Regions from separate parts of the Homo sapiens genome. Here region 2 is linked to region 1. A link is a contact called in ENCODE Hi-C or POLR2A ChIA-PET data. All regions are on one chromosome and are shown on one strand. Each heading gives the region's core, a stretch centred on a gene start or an enhancer-like site at or near the end of the contact. The rest is flanking DNA. Distances are from core to core; before and after follow the strand shown.

The links. A loop is a pair of places that touch in the nucleus more often than their neighbours do. ChIA-PET counts read pairs that join two places held with the same protein, here RNA polymerase II (POLR2A). Pooled maps may share reads with other maps.
Region 2: POLR2A ChIA-PET joins it to region 1 with 10 read pairs in activated T-cell. The contact joins two enhancer-like sites. A Hi-C loop is called at or near these places in 2 of 50 pooled maps. POLR2A ChIA-PET finds 5 or more read pairs at or near these places in 4 of 52 experiments (HEK293, activated CD4-positive, alpha-beta T cell and activated T-cell).

The regions. Positions count from the first base shown.
Region 1 is chr16:102,938-106,648 of GRCh38, reverse strand. All of the region lies in intron 7 of NPRL3 (NPR3 like, GATOR1 complex subunit), which reads left to right. Among named protein-coding and RNA genes, the nearest start is that of MPG, 27 kb to the right of the region's middle. Within about 2 kb of position 2,058, at least 2 of the 41 ENCODE cell types and tissues checked have a DNase peak (open chromatin) inside an H3K27ac peak, as active enhancers do.
Region 2 is chr16:334,837-338,547 of GRCh38, reverse strand. The region is part of intron 2 of AXIN1 (axin 1); the gene reads left to right. Among named protein-coding and RNA genes, the nearest start is that of AXIN1, 16 kb to the left of the region's middle. RefSeq lists an enhancer at 2,025-2,319. Within about 2 kb of position 2,032, at least 2 of the 41 ENCODE cell types and tissues checked have a DNase peak (open chromatin) inside an H3K27ac peak, as active enhancers do.

The sequences.
Region 1 (3,711 bases), core at 809-3,308:
TTTTTTTTTTTTTTTTTTTAATTTAAGGCAGGGTCTCACTCTATTGCCAGGCTGGAGCGCAATCTTGGCTCACTGCAACATCTGTCTCCCAGGCTCAGGTGATCCTTCCATCTCGGCCTCCCGAGTAGCTGGGACTATAGGCACCCGCCCCCACGCCTGAATAGTTTTTGTATTTTTTTGTGGAAATGGGATTTTGCCATGTTACCCTGGCTGATCTTGAATTCCTGGACTCAAGCAATCTACCCACCTTAGCCTCCCAAAGTGCTGGGATTATAGGCGTGAGCCACCATGCCCTGCCCCCAGTTGCTATTTTATTTATTTATTTATTTATTTGTTTGTTTGAGACGGAGTCTTGCTTCGTCACCCAGGCTGGAGTGCAATGGCACAATCTCAGTTCACTGCAACCTCCGTCTCCCGGGCTTAAGTGATTCTCCTGCCTCAGCCTCCTGAGCAGCTGGGATTACGGCGCCTGCCACCAGGCCTGGCTAATTTTTGTATTTTTAGTAGAGATGGAGTTTCACCATGTTGGCCAGCCTGGTCTTGAACTCCTGACCTCGTGATCTGCCAACCTCGACCTCCCAAAGTGCTAGGACTACAGGCGTGAGCCACCACGTCCGGTCCCCAGTTGCTATTTTAATTAAAGCTAGGGTTATGGTGTGGCTGAATAGCCTGGTGGCCCTGTCCTGCAGGACCTAACATCTGTGAATATAGGCTGGGAATGTGAATCGCTCAGGAGGCCACCCCAACACTTGTGCCATACCTAGCACTTGTGTCTCCCTGTGGATCCCAGTGGCCCTCAGTGACAGCATGTCACTCATTCATATGACCATTGAATTGTGTCTCCCAGGAGGGCAGGGATGTCTCTTCACTTTCTGCAACACAGCCCCTACACTCAGCCTGTGGAGGAGCACAGCTCATCCGCTAGGGGTCGACGGAATGTGTGGGTGGGAATAACAGCAGTGTAGATTCCATGGAGTGTGAAGAAGTGATTTGCTGAATGGTTCTCCGAGTTAACAGGACCTGTGGTGGGGAGTGATGTCCAGGGTCTGGCTGGGTAGGTGGTACTTGGTGCGGAGCCTTGCACTGCAAACTGTCGAGAGCAGGGTTGGTCCCATGGACCCTCTGTGAATATCCTGAGTTGTAGTACCCATTTCCATAAAAATGCACCTATATATAAACTTTCGTTTGAAATTTCAAGGTAGGCTGTTTGGAACCCACATAGATCTTTTGGGTTATGCAGCATCCCACTACTTATGGTAGGAAGCCAGGCCCATCCGTGGGACCAGAGGATGCAGAGGTTTGCAGGATAGCTTCACAGGTCCTGTCTAGTTCTAAGGTTAGGAATGGATGCTTTCTCAGATGCTAAAAGCTGAGGGGACTAGACTAAGCTTGTGCACATTTCTGTCTTGGAGATGAACGGCGAGAGTGTGTTTGAAGCCAGCCATTCCCTTTTGCATAGTCATTGTCAGGATGCAGGGCTTTGGCTGGGGCACCTATCTCCTGTCACAGACTGGGCTGGGCCCTCTTGGCTGGCCCAGAGCTGTGTGAGGGGCTGGATAAGTCTTGAGGAGGACAGTGTTTTCCTCCAGAGTGTTTTCAGACCAAACCATTAAACACCTTGCAAATAGAAGTGCAAGCTCGGCAGGAAACCTTTCAGGGCCCAAACCCTGCTTGTGCTAAGGGCTCTTGTCTTAAAGCTGCAGACTTAAAAACAGTGACAAACCTTTCTCTTTCCCCTTGTTAACAGACCTCAGTGCAGCTCCTGGCTTACCCTCTTACTGTGGGGGATTTACAGGCTGGAGGTTGGGCCGGCACCTTTCCAGAGCAGTCATCCCTCTGACATGTTCAGGGAATTTGCCCAGGTCTGCCATGGCCTTTGGGGCACTCCTGGTGGCAGCACTTGTCACCGCTCTAGGGAGCTGGGTTAGTTCATAAAGAAGCACCAGCCTCAGTGCAGAGTGCTCTGAGGGAGAAAGCAGCAGGTGGGTGAGCTGATGCTTGGGAAAATGGAGTAAAGTCCACGTGGAAGTTAGAGGAACCAACATGGCGTGTCTCTGCCAGAGGAGAGGGCCCCATGCCAGTGTACAAACCAGACCACATGACTGCGGCTCCAAGGACAGCTGACACGGTGAGGGCAGCAGAGATGACCAAGCTGGGAAGTCACTAGAAGAACCTTCATGTGACCCTCCTGCCCTCATTTCTCCATACCCATAGCTGGAACTTGTTCCTGGCTTTCCATGAGGTGTGTTCCAAGCCCCTGTTCCTTTCCCTATAACTCTCTCCAGTTTCTAATGCTCCATACAATTTGATTACAATTAGGTGTCTTTTTTTTTAAACGTTAATTTCAATTTTTTTTGAGACAGGGTCTTGCTCTGTCACCCAGGCTGGAGTGCAATGGCGCGATCTCGGCTCACTGCAACCTCCGCCTCCTGGGTTCAAGTGATTCTCCTGCCTCAGCCTACCAAGTAGCTGGGATTACAGGCACCTGCCACCACACCTGGCTAATTTTTTTTTTTTTTTTTGAGATGGAGTTTCACTTTTGTTGCCCAGGCTGGAGTGCAATGGCACGATCTCAGCTCAGTGCAACCTCCGCCTCCGCCTCTACCTCCCAGGTTCAAGTGATTTTCCTGCCTCAGCCTTCCAAGTAGCTGGGATTACAGGCATGCACCACCACGCCCAGCTAATTTTGTACTTTTAATAGAGACGGGGTTTCTCCCTGTTGGTCAGTCTGGTCTCAAACTTCTGACCTCAGGTGATCTGCCCATCTCAGCCTCCCAAAGTGCTGGGATTACAGGTGTGAGCCACGGCACCCGGCCTAATATTTGTATTTTTAGTAGAGACAGGGTTTCACCATGTTGGCCAGGCTGGTCTCGAACTCCTGACCTCAAGTGATCGGCCTGCCTCGGCCTCCCAGGTTTTGGGATTACAGGCGTGAGCCGCCACGCCCGGCCAATTATGTGTCTGTCTAGATGCCGCTGAGTGAAGCCCCCAGCGTGCAGAGCAGCCAAGTTATTTTCTTCCCTGCTGCACTCCAAGTACCTAAACTGGTGCTGGGAGCCACAGCACATGTCATAAGGCCTCACTGTGCTCCTAGATGGAGCAAAGACAGCTACATTTGAAACAATAGGAGCCTCCGTATTCTGATTCTGTGGTGTCCCAACAGCCACTTTGAGCTGCATCCTAAATAGGACAGAAACAGAAAGGCCTTGGGTGGGTGCGGTGGCTCACGCCTGTAATCCTAGCACTTTGAAAAGCCAAGGTGGGAGGATCGCTTGAGCCCAGGAGTTTGAGACCAGCCTAGGCAACATAGACCCTGTCTCTACAAAAAAAAAAAAAAAAAAAAAAAAAAAAATCACCCCAGGCGTGATGTTGCACGTCTGTAGTCCCAGTTACTTGGGAGGTTGTCTTGAGCCTGGGAGATCAAGGCTGCAGTGAGCGGAGATGGCGCCACTGCACTCCAGCCTGAGCAACAGTGAGACCTTGTCTCAGAAAAAAGAAAAAAAAAATAGACCTTTTATTTCCAGTGGCCCTCCTTTCTGACCCAGATGGTGACAGCACAGTGCATGGGGCCACCTCTCGCTTGCCCTTTCTTCCCTGTCGCATACGGATGCCAAGATCCTAACTATTGCTTACTCAAGTTGAGTAACCTGGATCCCCTGGACAAATCTCTCCTGGTGTGATCTTTAATTCCTTAGCGGCTGGGACATTTCT
Region 2 (3,711 bases), core at 783-3,282, 230 kb before region 1:
GTTTCAGCAGAGTCCACGAAAGTATCTGTAGTTGCCTGTCAGGCCAAAGGATTCTGGAACCGAGAGGCCCCTTTGCCTGGGCGGACCTCAGTCCTGAGCTGTGTGGGTGGGTTGTGAAAGGGAAGCACTTTGCAGACAGCCAGTGGCAGACGTGCCGATGAGACTGTGTGCCTGGCCCTGGTGCTGGTGCTGACCTGCAGCAGCTGTTTCTGGAGGGCTTGGGGTAAGTGTCCCTGCGGGCCCCTGTGGCCCTTCTTGGAACTGTGCCCTAGCCGTGACTGGCCGCCTGGCACCCCAGCCCATTCTCACATTTTGCGCCAGTGTCACAGATTTGAATTGACGCACACGCTCCGGTTCTGCTCATCCTTGTCAAACGCAGACGTCATTTGTAGCAGCGTACCCTGCAGTTATCGGAGGTGGGGGCCAGGCTGGGCTATGGTGGCTGTCAGGGAGAGAGGGCCGCCTGTTGGCTCTTTCTTGGGCCCCTCCGCTGCCTACTTGTGCGTGTGGAGGGAAGCAGCTTCACCTCAGTTTTTCCCCGTGTCACATCTGTGAGAATAACCACTCAGGGTTCTCTCAGAACCCATTAGCTCCAGAAGGTGTTCGGTCTCTCCACTCCCTGAGAGATGGAGACTGGTCACAGGGCTCTGTGAAAACACACACAGCTCTGCCATACTGCTGTGGCGTCCAGGGGGCCCCCAGAGGCCGCACGCCCGGCTGAGTGCCCATAGGGCCCAGATTCCATGCCCCTTCTCCTCCAGCAAGGACCCTGGGCCCTGTCCGGAGTTGAACGCTGGCTTGTGTGGATTGCAGCCTCGGCCCACGGGCTTCCTTTGTGATCCGTTGAAGCATCTGCTGGCAAATGGGCTCAGCTCTTGGCTCAGCTGGCTAGGTGGCCAGGTGGCCGGGTAGCTGGGCGTCCGGGTGTCCTGGCAGGCGCTGTCCTCACTGTGAGCTGCAGTGGGCTGCTTGGTCCTGTGCCCTGCTCATGGCACTCACCCTCCTGCCTCCTTTGAGGTTGCTCCAGTGCTTTTTTTTTTTTTTTTTTTTGGTTTTGACCCACTCTGGATCTTTACTAGCTCACCTGTAGTCTATGGGATTGGTGTCTGCTCCTAAACAAACATTTAAAATAACCCTAAGGAGTGCTGCTTGTAATATTCCAGCAAATAGGATGACTTGAATGCCCAGTGGCATTCATACAGTTGGATATGTGGGCTTTTAATTTTTTTCTTTGTTTTTCTGTATTTTCCAAATTCCTATAACAGCATGTTTATAATTAGAAAGTATATTATTAAAAGAATAAAAGCTTTAAAATATGCAGCTATTCAAAAGCACATTTTTTCTTTAAAAAGGATACACGTAAATGTGTCTTTTTTTTTTTTTTTTTTTTTTTTTTTTGAGACGGGGTCTTGCTCTGTCACCCAGGCTGGAGTGCAGTGGTGTGATCTCAGCTCACTGCAACCTCTCCCTCCCAGGCTCAAGAGCTCCTCCTCCCTCAGCCTCCCCAGTATCTGGGATTACAGGCGCCTGCCACCATGCCCGGCTAATTTTTTTGTGTTTTTAGTAGAGACGGGGTTTCACCGTGTTAGCCATCATGGTCTCCATCTCCTGACGTTGTGATCCACCAGCCTCGGCCTTCCAAAGTGCTGGGATTACAGGCGTGAGCCACTGTGCCTGGCCCACACCTGGTTAAGTTCTTGTATTTATGTTTTGTTTTTTTTTTTTTTTTTTGAGGCGGAGTCTTGCTCTGTTGCCCAGACTGGAGTGCAGTGGTGCAACCTCAGCTCACTGCAACCTCCGCCTCCTGGGTTCAAATGATTCTCCTGCCTCAGCTTCCTGAGTAGCTGGGATTACAGACATGCGCCACCACACCTGGCTAATTTTTGTATTTTTAGTAGAGATGAGGTTCCACCATATTGGCCAGACTGGTCTTGGACTGACCTCGTGATCTGCCCGCATTGGCCTCCCAAAGTGCTGGGATTACAGGTGTGAGGCACCGCGCCCAGCTGGTGTCTGTTCTTTTAGGGAACCAGCCCTCTTGGGTCAGGGCCCCACGTTTGCGTTCTCATCTAACAATAACACTTCCTTACTTCAAGCACAGCCACGTGATGGTCAGGGCTGACACATATTAATTGGGCGACACGGTTCGGTCCTTAGTGCCTTTTCTGAGTAACGTGCTCACTGCTATCTTGTGTCCACTGGCTCTTTGAGAGCTCTGCTGCTCTCCTGTCTCACCCCTACCCTGAGGTGTTCATGCACCAGGGCATGGTGCTTTCACTTCTGAGCCAAGTGGGTCAATCATTTTCTTTTTTGAGACGGAGTTTTGCTCTTGTATCCCAGGCTGGAGTGCAATGGCACCATCTTGGCTTACTGCAACCTCCGCCTCCTGGGTTCAAGAAATTCTTCTGCCTCGGCCTCCCGAGTAGCTGGGATTACAGGCGTGCATCACCACACCCAGCTAATTTTTGTATTTTTAGCAGAGACCAGGTTTTACCATGTTGGCCAGGCTGGTCTCGAACTCCTGACCTCAAGTGATCCCCCTGCCTTGGCCTCCCAAAGTGCTAGGATTATAGGCGTGAGCCACCACGCCTGGCCATTTTCTTTCCTGTACAATTTTGTGTGTTTGTTTTTGAGTTAATAATGGCCGTTTTTTTCATTTGATTAAATATTTTACTTTCCAACTTAAATCTTCCCATATTCTTCAGCTCAATAGAGTGCTTGTGAATATTCTTCTCCTCACTGTAAAACCTCTTGGATAAAGTATTTTTTCTCTGGAAGACATGTGTCCTGAAGTCTTCCATATTCCCACTCTGGTTGAAACAGTTACTCTTTAGGCATCCTGTGGTACTGGGTGCCTTGGAGCTGGTGTGTGTGGTACTGGCATGCTGTGTAACTGGGCGCAGTGGTACTGGGTGCTGTTATTGGGTGCCATGGTACTGGGTGTTGTGTTATTGGGTGCCATGGTACTGGGTGCTGTGTTATTGGCATGCAGTGGTACTGGGTGCTATGTTATTGGTGTGCCGTGGTACTGGGTGCTGTGTTATTGGCGTGCTGTGGTACTGAGTGCTATGTTATTGGTGTGCTGTGGTACTGGGTGCTGTGTAATTAGTGTGCCGTGGTACTGGGTGCTGTGTAATTAGCGTGCCATGATACTGGGTGCTGCATTATTGGCATGCTGTGGTACTGTGTGCTGTGTTATTAGTGTGTCCTGGTACAGACTAGTGGCCGAGGTGTGCCTGTGTGGAGATCTGAGGGTGACGTAAGTAGAGGCACTGGCGTGAGGGCCCCTCATGCAGTGTCAGGCTTGCACCTTTGCTTGGAAATTCCATTAGCTTTGGAATTTATAGCTTCGTGGTGCAGTGTGGAGTTATGTTGGAGATACCACAAAGATAAAGCATTTCCATGGTGAACAAAAAAGTTTACAAATAAAAGCAGTCCAGGCCGTTTTTATTTTGGCTTTGTTATGTGTCCACTTACTGCTGTGCATTCTATACGCCAATGGGAGTGTTTTGTAGATTCTCATGAGTTGGTTGCGTTTGGTTCATTTGGGTAAAGTGAAACTCCTTTTAAAAGAAGCAGAAAAAAATTAAATATCTCATAAAAATAAAGATTTTCTATTTCTGCCTCAGAGTGTTTCTCTCTAGTGAGTGGTGTGTAATTAGTGTGCCATGGTACTGGGTGCTGTGTAATTAGCGTGTCATGGTACTGGAT